2 separate regions of the Homo sapiens genome follow, and region 2 is linked to region 1. The links are chromatin loops, found by intact Hi-C in ENCODE. Cell type or tissue: HepG2. All regions are shown on one strand. Each heading gives the region's core, and the rest is flanking DNA. Links, peaks and the distances in the headings are about the cores only.

Region 1 (6,754 bases), core at 539-5,538:
CAGTGATTCCAAAGGCAGATAGGAGATGGAATGGAGTAAAAAAAAATTTTTTTTTCAAAATTCACTTTCTTTTAAAAAAGGAAGCCAGGATGAAGTGGAAATGTATTGGGGAGGGAAAAAATGGCAAACCTAATCCAAAAAATGTGTTCTATGAGAATGGACTTATCCACCCTAACATATTCATGTTTTACATGTAAACATTAAGCGTAAATTCACTTGATTTAAGAAAATGCTTCATTTTGAAAAAATTGGGTTAAAAACCCCTAAATCATCATAATGAGCATTTACTGAGCATTTACTATGTGCTGAGCTTGTTCTAAGCACTTTATAATATTAACTCATGTATGCACCCTAACAGGCACGTAAGACAGTCAGCATTAGTACCCTCAGTTTTCAATAAAGAAACTGAAGGGGTTAATCTCAGGTTTCATTTACAATCCAGAGATCAGTACTCCTGATTACAAAATGCGTTAAGTTTACATTTAAGAAATATTTTAGGGTGTAGAAAATACACAAGGTGGTTTCATCATTTTCCTTAATTTTGAACTGAAAATAGTATAAAAATTTAGAAATATGAAAGCTTACCTCAAGTATAGTATTTTTACAGGAAAAGAGTCTATGGTCAATTGCATTATCTAATACTTTGAACTGCTGGACAAGGGTTCACATTTAAAGAAAAACATGATATTTAATAAAAATGAGATTGTTAAAAGTTTATAGATTATTTATTCTATAGGAAATATCCAGATGTATATGCTTTAAAATCAAATGTTATTTTGAAGACTGCTATCATTATGAGAAAAATGAACTACAGATATGCATGACTGTTCGCTATATATTATTACCAAATAGATATATGGAATAACACTTAAATAGATTAATGGGGCAGGGTGGGGGACAGTTAATATGGCTACATCATAAAACTTCCAAAAATCAAAGTGAACTATTTATTTAAAACATAGCACATAACATAACCTAGCTTAAGAAAGATGGCATATGGCCTTTGAAAAAATACATCATCTTCTATTTACTCATTGGGTGCTTGTGCAAACTCCCTAGCTTTTCTCAATCTGTTTACTGAATCCCTTTAAAATATACATAAAATCCACTCCAACTGGCTGTGATGCTAATTAAGCTAAGTAATACATCTAAAACCCCGAGACATTATCTGGAATTCATGCAAATTTGATATACTTACATAAGTATAATAAAATAAGGTCAGGGGGCTTCTAATCTCTCATCTACAAATAATTAACTTTGAAAAAAATAATTGGGGTAAATTGCTCCAATTTTCTATTAAATAAAGAGAGTGAGTGCCTGCTATCCATTTTTTGTTTCAAACATTCATTGAGGGTGCTGTGCTTGACACAGAAGATAGAGATGTGACTGAGACATAGGCCATCCTGGCAGAACTATCGGTCTGGTGGGGAAAAGTGACTTCCTAAAATTGAAAGGTGGACAGAGGGGACAAGTAGTCTCCAGAGAAACAGACCAGAACATGAAAAGATATGACAATGTGATCACATGGTGCAGCCGGGACGCATCAATAAGGAAGCGTTCCATGTGACCCTAGAATGTCCAGAGGGATGATGAGGCAGAGATGCTGGAGGGGTGCTCCAGAGCCAGACCCAAAGGTCCCACTTGGCCAGGCAGGTGGACTTCCTCCTCAAGGCACTGTGGACCCACGCATGAGTTCTTAAGCAGGAGAAAGACATGCTACCTGCTGTGTATAAAGAAACCAAATGGAAGACAGCTTGGAGAAAAACTGTATTAATTTTTAAAAATGATGAGTATTGTGTTATTTATGAAATCACTTTCTTTTGTAGAAAAAAAAACTAATTGTCAAATCATCCTATCCACCAACCTGATTTAGGGGAAATAATACTAAAATCTACCTGGCTTTTCTCCTAGTTCCCACAGGAGCAGTTACGGATTCAGTGGATGGATTCAACTTCTGAGTGGCTTGGGAATTTATAAGCTTCCCCCTAATAATAGCAAATTTTCCAATTCTGTTAGCCATAGTGACAGGCTGTTCCAGCCCTATCTGAAATTGGGACGCAGCCATAAGCGCAAGGCCCTGCGGCAAAGGGAAAATACTTTCCTTATCGTGGCGCAATGGTCAAGCCAATTTTCCTAGGCAAAAATACATTTAAGATTTTATTTAATGTTCCTAAAATAATGCTCATTTCACTTTTTAACAAGAAAATCTATTAACTGAGCACCAAGGCTGATTACAATATAGCAATTTAAGCCATGACCAAAAAAAAACCTGCAAATACTTATGAATACAACTACATCAGAAAAAAACAGAGTTTATTACAGCTAGAGGTAGGGGTGCCTACAAGTCCTTCAAGGCTATTTCAAGACGAATTCAAATAGAAAACTCTTTCATAAAGGGACACAAATGTGTGACATTTCTTGCATTTTATATACACACATAAACTCAGCTAATTGTATGGTTAACATATTGTGAAGCTTTATGTGCACAGGTATCAAAGCACATGGGTAATACTGGCCAAGAATGGCAGTGGTCAAATATTTTGCAAAGCTAACCTATCAAATATTAACCAGAAATCCTAAAAGAATGCTCAGTGGCAAACAGTTTAGATAACAATAAAAAGATAAACAGATGATCCATTGATCATGACAGGTTGGCTGTCATCCTGGGACACCTCCCACATTCCCAGGATATTTGATTAAAGGAAGTGGTTAAAATATGGTTAGTATACCACTAACAACAAAATGGAGTCTATGGTAACTCATGATCACACTTTTTAAAAGTGTATCATAAAATTCCCTGTCAGTTTTTCAAGTGTATAGTAAAAGTGAAATAGGTCACATCAGAATACAGAATTATGTTCTGAAAAACTTGTTCAATTTGGCTAAGTCTCATAATCTCATCACTTACATAAAGTCACAGATTCTGCATCAATAACTCTAGGTGTACAATATAATATTGTCTGTGCACCTAAAATATCAGATATACGTGTATTTATTTCTAATGATGTGGCTACTGTTCAAAAACTAGTGACTGCTGACAGGGCACGGTGACTCACACCTTAATCCCAGCACTTGGGAAGCCTCAGCAGGCGGATCTCAGAAGTTCAAGACCAATCTGCACAACATGGCGAAACCCTGTCTCTACAAAAAAACAAATAACAAACAAACAATTAGCTGGGCATGCCTGTAGTCCCAGCTACTTGGGAGGCTGAGATAGAAGAGCTGATTGAGCTCAGAAGGTCAAGGCTGCAGACAGCCGTGATCATGCCATTGCACTCCAGCCTGGGAAACAGGGCACGACCCCGTCTCAAAAAAAAAAAAAAAGTCTGACTATTCAACTGTAATACCTAAAGTTTTGTTTCAATGTGCTTCAGTGGCATTCATGAATTAAGGAGCTAAGTGAATGCTGGGTTTAGCATTAACCCCATGATTAATGAGGCTACCTTCCACAGGACACAAAAAACACAAACAGGATGCACTCGGCCACACAGGCAACAGGCATCCTATTTATTTTTTTCTGGTAGATATGCCAGTGGTACAAACCAAAGGCCTATTTGAATTGCTCTTTTGCTTACATTTGAAAGTCAATATGTAAACTACTTTCAGATGCAACCAACAACAGGCCACACCCATAAGATCTAAGTACATCAAACCTTCCTATATAGTTTTCAGATATATCCCAGTCCACTCAAAAGCATTAGGCATCGTATGTTAAGTAATTTTTACCCCTGATATATGCAAACAGGCCTTAGAATTGCTTTGTGTGATCTTCTGGTTAATAGCTACTCCACTGAAAATTATAATCTGTCTTTCAAAATACCATTGAGTCAAAAGGTGATGCATTGCTAATGCTAAATTATTTTTCTCTGAAAAAATTTACTTCCATCATTCTGGTATTTTTAAATCACAGCTGTAAAATTTTAAACTCACAAAACATAACCACCTGCATATAAAAACCTATCTATAATATAAGCCATCACACTTTAATTGTGCTGTCAAAAAATATTTGAAAGGAGTTTGCATTGATATATTAGGTAAACATGAACCAAAATATCAAAACTTTATTTTCCTTAATGAAAGCCCAGCTTACGATTTCCAAAACAGATGAATATCAGTTAGACTCTAGGCCTAGCTACAACTTGGAAAATACAAATAAATAACTTATAAAAATTGGGTCTGTGTGGCTCACACTGGTAATCCAAGAACTCTGGCAGGCCAAGGTGGGAGGATTGCTCCAGGCCAGGAGTTTGAGAACAGCCTGGACAACATAGTGAGCTTCTGTCTCTACAAAAAATTAAAAAATTAGTTGGGTGTGGTGGTTGCATGTCTGTAGTCTCAGCTACTCAGGAGGCTGAGGCAGGAAGATCACTTGAGCTCAGGAGGCTGCAGCTGCAGTGAGCTGGGATCGTACATTTATCTCCAAAAATCAATTAATTAATTAATTAAATTTTAAAAAACTAAATGACTCTACTGTCTATGTCCCAGTAAACATAATTTATAGATCTTTCTTATTATTCATTTTTAGGACATCTAGAACTACATAAGAAAAGCGTTATTAGGCCACCAAAGCAGAACTGTTGCAATAATGTGACATTAAGCACAGTGTCCCTGCTCTGCTGCTTCCTTAGCAGAATAATGAACCTCTCTTGTCTTCCGTTTCCATTTGTAAAACAGATACACAATCACCATGCCTGTACCTCACAGATGATTGTAGAGCATAAAGAAACTAATTCACGTAAAACATTTTCATGTCTAGGATACAGGTTTCAATAAATATTAGTCAGAAGCATCGTGATCATTTTGTAGTTGGCTCAGGACTAACTGAAGGACTGTGGGCATGAGCAAGTCCTGGCTGGTCATCAGAGGTCCACACTGCTGCAGGAAAGACAGAAACACTTCTGAGAGACTCAGGGGCTAAGTACTCCCTCCACCCAAGAAAGCAAGGAGGAGGAAATGCTTTTCAAAGTGCAGACAGCAACGCATTATTGCTATAATTTAGAAAGGAATGGAATGGAAAATGGAGTATATCACAGTCAAAAGTAAGTCTCACATCTTGTGAAATACACATGTAAGTGCAGTATCGTGATGTAAAATGTATTTCCGACATAACATTCTGACAACTACTGCTCTGAAAGACATAGGTATATATCCACTCCAAATCAGAGACACCTGTGAAACCATGGCACCAAGCCTAGCTGAGATGCAGAAGACAGAATTCACTGGCACAAGTCCTGAGAAAATGGAGCGCATCCAGATGTGCGCATGGCTGCTGAGCAGGCCTCTTCCAGGGAGCCCTGCGGGAGAGGATTTGGGCTCTGTCCCCAGTGACTGAAGTTGAAAATTCTGTTACCTCCTTAGGGGCACAGAGGGCTGTAATGCTGCCAAGACTTTCTGAAGTGGAATTAGACTGTCAGAGCAATAACCCCTCTTTCAAAGTGGTCTAGAGTAGTAAAATGACTAAATTTCCATAGGAGGGTGAGACTTATTAAGTTTTGGCAATCCCAAGTTTTGATGAGGTACCCTTGAAAAAGCAAAAGTTAATTAAAAATTTAGAATCAGACACCACATGCATGGACACGCACGCTAATCCATTCAATGGAATCTTTATTTTTATTAATAAAAACAGCTCCTTACACCATTTCCTCGGCTAACCAGACATAACCAATAAACAGTTCCAAAAATCCAAGAGAGCAAATGCCATGTAGGACCAATAAATACCACATAATTTGTTCGTAAAATAACTTACACCAAAAAGGACAAAAAAGATATTTTAAGTTCTTCAGTATTTGAAAGTTATAATTCCCTTAGAAGTTTCATCTGGTCTATTCACAAATTTAGAATTATATCATCTTGATTTTTTTTCAAAAATACTAAAACATACAACTGCTAGGAACTAAAAAAAAATTATCAGATAGTAAATATTCTGTCAGTTTTCAATAATCTAACACTCTGAGTAATTGTTATACCCCAACTTTGTGGGAAAAAGAGGCCACAGGAGTAAAGAGGTAGCGAGATCTCAGTGCAAGCTCATCATGGGTTTTAATTGACACCACCTTCCCTCACATCTGGGCAAGTTACAGAACATTTGACAGAATCTTCACACAGAACATCAATCACTGCAGTGGTGATTTTATATTAAGATCTGACCTAGAAAAAGCCCTTGATTTTTTTCCTGTACTCTCCATCTTATGTTTTTATGAGAAAACCAAAATATTATGGAAGACATTTAGAAGAAAATTGGTCCATTTTGAGAGAGGGAGAAAATTAAGGATAAAAGAGAGAAGATACTGTTCAAAAAGCATTTGTGGTGTGTGTGTGTGTGTGTGTGTGTGGCCTGAAATAGTGTGATCCTACAGCTCAGTTAAAATTTCATCTTACCTACTATTTTCCACTAATTTGCAAGCTAGCATCCCATTTCCATCTTTCTAAATTACTTAACGATGTCATTAAAAATATTTCCATACTATTCTCTGCAATAGATATTACTCCCCTTCACCTTATTTTCTTATTTCTCAATAAACATCCAAACTTGTGTTCACACTCATTTAATCTATCAATGAGTATCAAAAGGCCAGGACTCGTCAGGCATTGTGCTAGGCATTGGGAATACCGGGCAAATGTGACAAGGTCCCTGCCTTACAAAGGTGACCTCCTCTCAGGCTCATTGAAAAAGCACAGCAGTATGGACCCCTTGTTCAAAAAGAAACACCTTTTATTTCTCTCTAAGGTGATACTTCCCCTTTCTGGCCTTCGC
Region 2 (6,754 bases), core at 366-5,365, 120 kb before region 1:
GGAGCAGTGCAAAAGTTCCAAATCTACAAGTGAGAGTTTTTAAACAATCAAACTCTGTCCTGGGAGTTTCTAGGTTAGACGATTTAACATAGTAAGAGCTGTCCAATTTCATTAAAATAAACATTATTTACCTTTTTGCATCAGTAACAACAAGAATTAATTGTCTATCCATAGTGTGAAATATACTCAAATGGAACTCTAATACAGTTATGGTTGACCCTGAATGTCAGACTTCTGTACTTGCATTGTACTAACACTGTTCATTGCGCACCAAAGCTTTCCGTATCATTTTAAGTGACACCTGAAATTTTCATTAATAATAAAGCACAAAAGAAAGCATTTTAAAATATATTTTTATGCTCGCAAACATTATATCATTATAGGCTCACTGCCTTCTCCAAATACAACTACTCTCAAGAAAATTAAGTCAATGTATGAGCAGTCACAGGAGACAGAACAGGCTATGGAAGGGGACGAAGGGAGGCAGGTACAGAGAAAAATAAGAGATCCTTATGTATTAGGTACTTATACTTAATCCATCAATAAAATCTAGGTTTTTTTTTTTTGCGGGGGGGGAAGGAGTCTCACTCTGTCGTCCAGGCTGGAGTGCAGTAGCATGATCTCGGCTCACTGCAAGCTCCACCTCCCGGGTTCATGCCATTCTCCTGCCTCAGCCTCCCGAGTAGCACCACGCCCAGCTATTTTTTTCTGTATTTTAGTACAGACGGGGTTTCATCGTGTTAGTCAGGATGGTCTTGATCTCCTGACCTCGTGATCTGCCCACCTCAGCCTTCCAAAGTGCTGGGATTACAGGTGCCCTGCCTGTTTTTTTTTTTTTTAAGTTAAAGCAAAATTCCCTTTTCTCTCAAACTTCATTAAAGTAGAAAAAGAGACAGTATCTTAATTTAGAGTTACATTCTTTGTTAAAGTGAATTATAATGTACATTAGGACAGAATATACAACATATTTTAAAGCGGCTTATTTTAAAAAAAAGGCTTTCAGTAAGTATGTGTTAGAATGCTAAAATAATCATATACAGAAACATTTACATTTTAATAAGTGGGAATACAGCAGCCTTGTCTTACTATACTTTTGTAATAAATAATGGGTTAAGTTTATTAAAATGCAAAAATATCTGCATTTTTTTTCTGTAGCTGATGGTATGTATCTAGAGTAAATAACTAAAAAAAAAAAACTTACTCCTCAGATTTGAAAGCCTATGATTTTACACTGCCCTGGGGATTCTGTTAATGGTATCAGAGGTCATTCTTTTCTTTAAAAAACTCTCAAATGCATTTGGTGCTGGCATTTTTAACAATGATTGCCCTTTATTTTTTCTGTGGCCCAAAAACCATCTGTAGAGGGCAAAGATCATCACAGAGAGCCCAGCTTTCAGACAGGGAAGTTTAGGGGTGTGTGTGTTATGAGAGTGGAAATGGTATGGTTGGGAATATGTGTTGGCTTTAGGGCTTGTGTAGTCACAAACTGAACAAGCTTTCTAATCCACAGTGTGCAGGACCTACAAGTGAGCTCTACTTATAAATAATCCAAAAGGTAACAAAGAAAATGAGAAGAGGCTTTCTACAACACTACAGAAATTCTATCTTTATAGAAAAACACTTTTAGTATATACATGTCATAAATTCTACTTTGTAAAAAAAATAGACAGAAATATTTTTAACATACATTTGTCTTGTGGTATGAAAACAGTTAAAATTGTGCCACCTTACCCTGACAAGCTCTTGAGGAAAAGGTCCCCTGGAGTTTTCTGGCAAGTTGATTGGAGGGATGACCCAGTCTCTCTTCTGCCTTTGTAGGTGGCCACTGTGCTTACTGAATTGTCTTGGGAACACTATTTCTTCAACTTCTGCTGACTCCTTTACATTAAAATAGAAGACATTCCTGAGTACTAGGAAACACATTTTCTGAAAGTACATCAATATTATTGAATACCTGAAAGCATAGGAATCACAGTTTATTATGAACAAAAAATAAGTCTGGAGGCCCTTTTCCCTGGCCCCCTATTAAAATAACAGAAAAATACCATAAAATTTTTGGGTTATACTGTGTATCTGAAAAATTGAATTCTAAACAATTTATTATATGGCACAGCTGTGTAAACTATTTGCAGTTTCTATAAACCTTTTTAGATAGCAGTTAATATTGAGCAAAATTTAATAGTACCCTTTTATATATTTCTCATTAGTTTAAACCACAGTTCAGGTAATGTGCTACTGTACATTAAATTTAGATCTTGATGTGCTAAAATATAATTTGAATTCCAAGAGAAGTTTAATACATACTGCTAAGGAATGTCTCAAATATTTATGACCCTATTATATCCCACAGAATTAATGCTGTAATTATTCTAAACCTATGTCAGCCATGATGGATGCTGCAGATGACCCACTTTGCACATTAGGTATTAATCTCTGCTGGATGTCAACATTTTCTTCTGTTTCTTCCTCTATCTGTAGACATTTTAGCCATTAGCCCTTGCTGCTTCAGTGCAAATATCCAAGCTAGTTTGCTGGAACACAGCAAATCAACAACAAAAGCATCTTTTCACTCCATTAGTTACTGGGTTTTCACTTTATATTACCCAATGACATGACTTCCCTCAACAGTTAATAGATTAACAAATTAAATTTCACATAATAAAACCACAACACTGAAATAAGAGAAAAATGATATATTTTCCTCTGATATATTATTCATGTTTGATTGTGGGTATGTATATCACATTTACAATTAAATACCAGAAATGAATGTGTCTGTTTTTACCTCTCACAGTAAAATAAGCATAAAAAAAGTAGTAGTCATAGTTCCATAGTTCATGGACTTCAGAATATATGGGTGTGTCCCATCATATTTGTTTTGAATTAACTCAAAAAACTAAAATATTCAGAAAATATTATCATAACGTTACTGAAGTTACTGTATTTTATTTAAAATTCCGAACAATGACTTATACAAATTAAGTGCTCAATAAATATTTGTTGAATTGAACTGAATGGCACTCTGTTGGAAATGTACCTCATTTATTTTATCTTGGCTCACAGCAGCTTCCACCAGAGGGAGTATATCATTCCTAAAAAGTCATGTTGGTAGTATAAATAATTCATACCCCCCAACTGGATTATTAAGGGACAAGACAAAAACCCAATACTCATTGCCAGAAATGTTTTCCTGTTACTACTTTAAATCTGTACTTCTCATCTAATAAATCTGACTGATGACATCTTGTAAAGAATTGTTTATTTTGTGGTTTTATTTAACAGCTTGTAAAACTTCTAAGAAATTTAAAACAAACTGCTTCTAACTTAAATTATAAATCTCAAAGTATAAACAAATCTTTAAAATACAATTTCTAGTTGCTTAAAATATATTTAGTCTACGTATCTTAAGAGATTACAAACACAACAAAATATTATTAAAATGACCAAAGTTGATACAAATGCAAATAGTGGCCATCCATTAATGTGGTCTGAAGCAAAGCATATATTTAGTTCAAACTGTATAAAGCTGATTTTTAACCAGCCCTAAAGCCATATTCGGATACTATACCTTCACTGACTCCTCAGTTAAGGTTGGCTTCAGGCTCAATTTTACTGCCACTTGCCACTTTTCCTGGGTCTCTTTGTCTTGGGCATATATCAGGAACTTGGCATGCTCAGAAGAGAGTGGAAAGCTTCTCACGGCATACACCATGCCATCTTCATCCACCTTAAAATCTGCAGGCTCACTGCTCTCATATTGTACTTTTCTTTTTCCATTGCAGTTGCTAAACTTCACTGTAAAAGATAAGAAATAGGTCAGTTATTATAATTATACCAAAAAGGCAAAAAAAAACCCCTAATACTTAAACCTATATCCTGCTTAGGTTAAAGGATAAAAATACAGTAGCATGAAACACAGAAGTTTTATTTTTATTTTATTATATCAAAAGCATTTTCATACTATGAAATGCCAGATGGTAGTTCTGAGCTGTGCCCTAGCATTTCCTTCTTCCAAAGCTTTCCCCTTCTTTTCATACTTCCTGGACACTGGGTCCTCAGGTGCACCTGCTTTTCACCCTGACACCTTTCACTGGTATTTCCTCCCACCCTATTACAAACTTCCACTCACTCTTCAGTCCCAGGTCTAAAGTCACTCAAAGCAGAACAAACCCCCTTTTTCTCAGTCTTCATGTAGTGATCTGAGCTCTGCTACCTCAGTTTCTTAGTCATGTCTGACACTGCTTGGAAGAGGCAGTTTGGGGCAAATGTTCTTAGTTATCCTGCATACCCTGCATACTTTCTGGCACACAGTCTTAATACATAATTTCGGAACAAATGCTTACAGGAAGAAAGCAATGCATTTATTAATGTTGAATGTTTACTATGCTCTAGAATTGTAAGACCTTATGGTAATTAACAGGTAAATAATTTACAAATTTCTATTCCTCTTAGTGCTTACAGTACTTCCATTAAGCAGTAACATATTTAAAAAATTTTAAACAAATAAAAATAAAGGTGTATCCCAAAAGAAATTTTAAATTAAAAAAATGATGACAAGAGTAGAAGAATTCAAAAATGTGTCTTATCTCTATCATACATGCAATGACTTCACACTTAAAAAAAAAACAACTACTGCTGTCTTAAATGCTATGACAGCTTGTCTCAACAGGTAATAAAACAAAAATTAAACCATGAACTTGTGTAGAACTAGACAAATTCAAGATGTAATAAAATAATAAAAACAAAAATATTCTCTAAGGAAGATTATTCCTTTAAAGTCCTTAATTGTTCTTTCTGAAGAAAAATTCTATGGGAATAGCAAGTAAAGGGATCAAATAAAAAATGATTTTTTTATTTCTGTAAACGTCTGATGTTATGTTCTGGCTATAATTACATAGGATACTCTTTGGAGTGTAATTAATAGCGACATATTACAAAATATAATCAAATACACCTTGTGCATTTCTCAAGGATCTAAGTAAAGTGTTTATGAACCCTCCCACTGCACATATAAGCTGCTGACAGTTCTTCTGCTGTCATTAGAATAAATTCACTGAGACGTGCACACAGCCACATCTAAATAACAGGCATGCTTATTTCCCTTAGTAACCATAAAATCCTTGATAGAAGTCATAAAATACTTTAACTACTGAATATATTATTTTCCACATAATGCCATCTATATTATCTTTCATATTTCAATCATTTCAAAGTGAAAATAAAAGTATATCTCAAACTAAATGATGTTAAGTCAAAATGTTTGTCTTTGGAGTAGAAGTATCCCAAAAGATATTTAATTACTCCATCTTCCATGCCCCATGATTTAAAAGTGAAAAATGGGAATCTTTTCTACAGAACAATGCCATCTACTGCTCATCTTTCATTAAAGACAAAAAATGAAATGTAAAATTGTTTTTTGGATCCCTGCTGATAAATCAAAACGAGACTTTTGCCATATTTTTGTATAAAAAGTACTTTTTTATATTACAAGAGGGATTCATGGTCCTTAAAAACATAATCTGGAATAGAAAAATTACATACTCTTCTGCACACTTTTTTGTTAACTGTGATCACTCTAGTATTATTAATTGTCATCCATAAACACCTGGACTGTTACATAAGCCTCCTGGGTAGTCTTCCCAGTTCCTGGTCATGGCATGCCCACTGCTAGACTAGACACCTGCTGTGATTTTCTCCTCCCTGCTTAAAATCTGTAACATTATATGTCAGATCTTTAACCTAGAGTACAATGCTCTCTTAATTCTTGGGTCACCTGGTCTCTTCAGTTTTACTTACACCACTTTCTAAAACATATACTGCCTGGCGAGAGAGGCTGCAGTCATCCCCTACCTCGTGCTGCTCCACCCCACAGGCTCAAATTCTTATCTGGGACACTCCCATTTTCCATACCAAAGCCCTAGGGCCAGGTCATCACTTTGGGGGAAGAGTCGACCATGATGCCTTTCACAAGATTTCGGCCTATGCCCTCATTTGGAACTGCTCTAAATTTTTTATTTTTATTTGTATTTCCTGTCCACTGAAACACACTGATACTTTATGTTTATAATAATAATAGTTATAATGATGGTTATTAATAATTTCATATGAGTGGATCTTCTCTCCCTAAGCAGACTATAAACTCACTTTGGCTTCATGAGAGTTAAGTATTGCTTCTTTTGTTTCTTAGGACACTTGATGGTCACAGGAACAGTATAAGTGCTCATTAAATATCCACTAATATCTTACAACTTTTTCAAAAAGTAGGAAACAGATGGGAACCTTAGAAGTACACACAGCCTACTATAGTAACATCTAGCAACACAAACAAATGAACAAACAAAACCCAGGGACTTCAAAAAATTCTACTTTTTATTAGGTTGTTGGTAGTAGAAGAAAATGAATTAATACTTATGGAATGCCAGGCACTGAAAAAGACACTTCAGATTATGTCACATGTTAACCTTAAAAATGACTCCTGAGGTGGGAATCATTGTTTCTGTTCTGCAGATGAGGATGAAAACTTCAAGTCATCTATGCACATGGCTGTTTGATTTCCAGCGGTTTACTCCCATACAAAAGTGCAAAAGAATCTAAACTCATTACATAAGTCACTCATATCTAAAGCTTTAATATAAAACAATAAAATTAACAAAAAGATCTGAAAAATGCATACGAAGAGAATAATGCCAAATTTAGACCTCTGAGAGTACCACAGTAAATAGCGCATTAAAAAGAAATCTTTTTCTGTGTCTAT

What was found. A loop is a pair of places that touch in the nucleus more often than their neighbours do. Peaks named below come from ENCODE experiments on the same cell type or tissue, not always from the same donor. Only the 100,000 strongest peaks of a DNase experiment are listed, where the experiment ranks them.
Region 2: a loop joins it to region 1, with 2.8 times the contacts of the local background. A loop is called at or near these places in 6 of 110 quality-filtered maps.

What each region holds. Positions count from the first base shown.
Region 1 is chr18:28,125,377-28,132,130 of GRCh38, forward strand. All of the region lies in intron 2 of CDH2 (cadherin 2), which reads right to left. Among named protein-coding and RNA genes, the nearest start is that of CDH2, 48 kb to the right of the region's middle. In HepG2, for the core only: no CTCF peak of the experiment used is centred there; DNase peaks (open chromatin) are centred at 2,595 and 3,155; H3K4me3 peaks cover 732 bases.
Region 2 is chr18:28,010,115-28,016,868 of GRCh38, forward strand. It overlaps CDH2 (cadherin 2), which reads right to left. Exons shown (of 16, transcript NM_001792.5): 3 at 3,569-3,795; 4 at 1,732-1,878. Among named protein-coding and RNA genes, the nearest start is that of CDH2-AS1, 92 kb to the left of the region's middle. In HepG2, for the core only: a CTCF peak has its summit at 3,076 (motif pointing right); no DNase peak of the experiment used is centred there.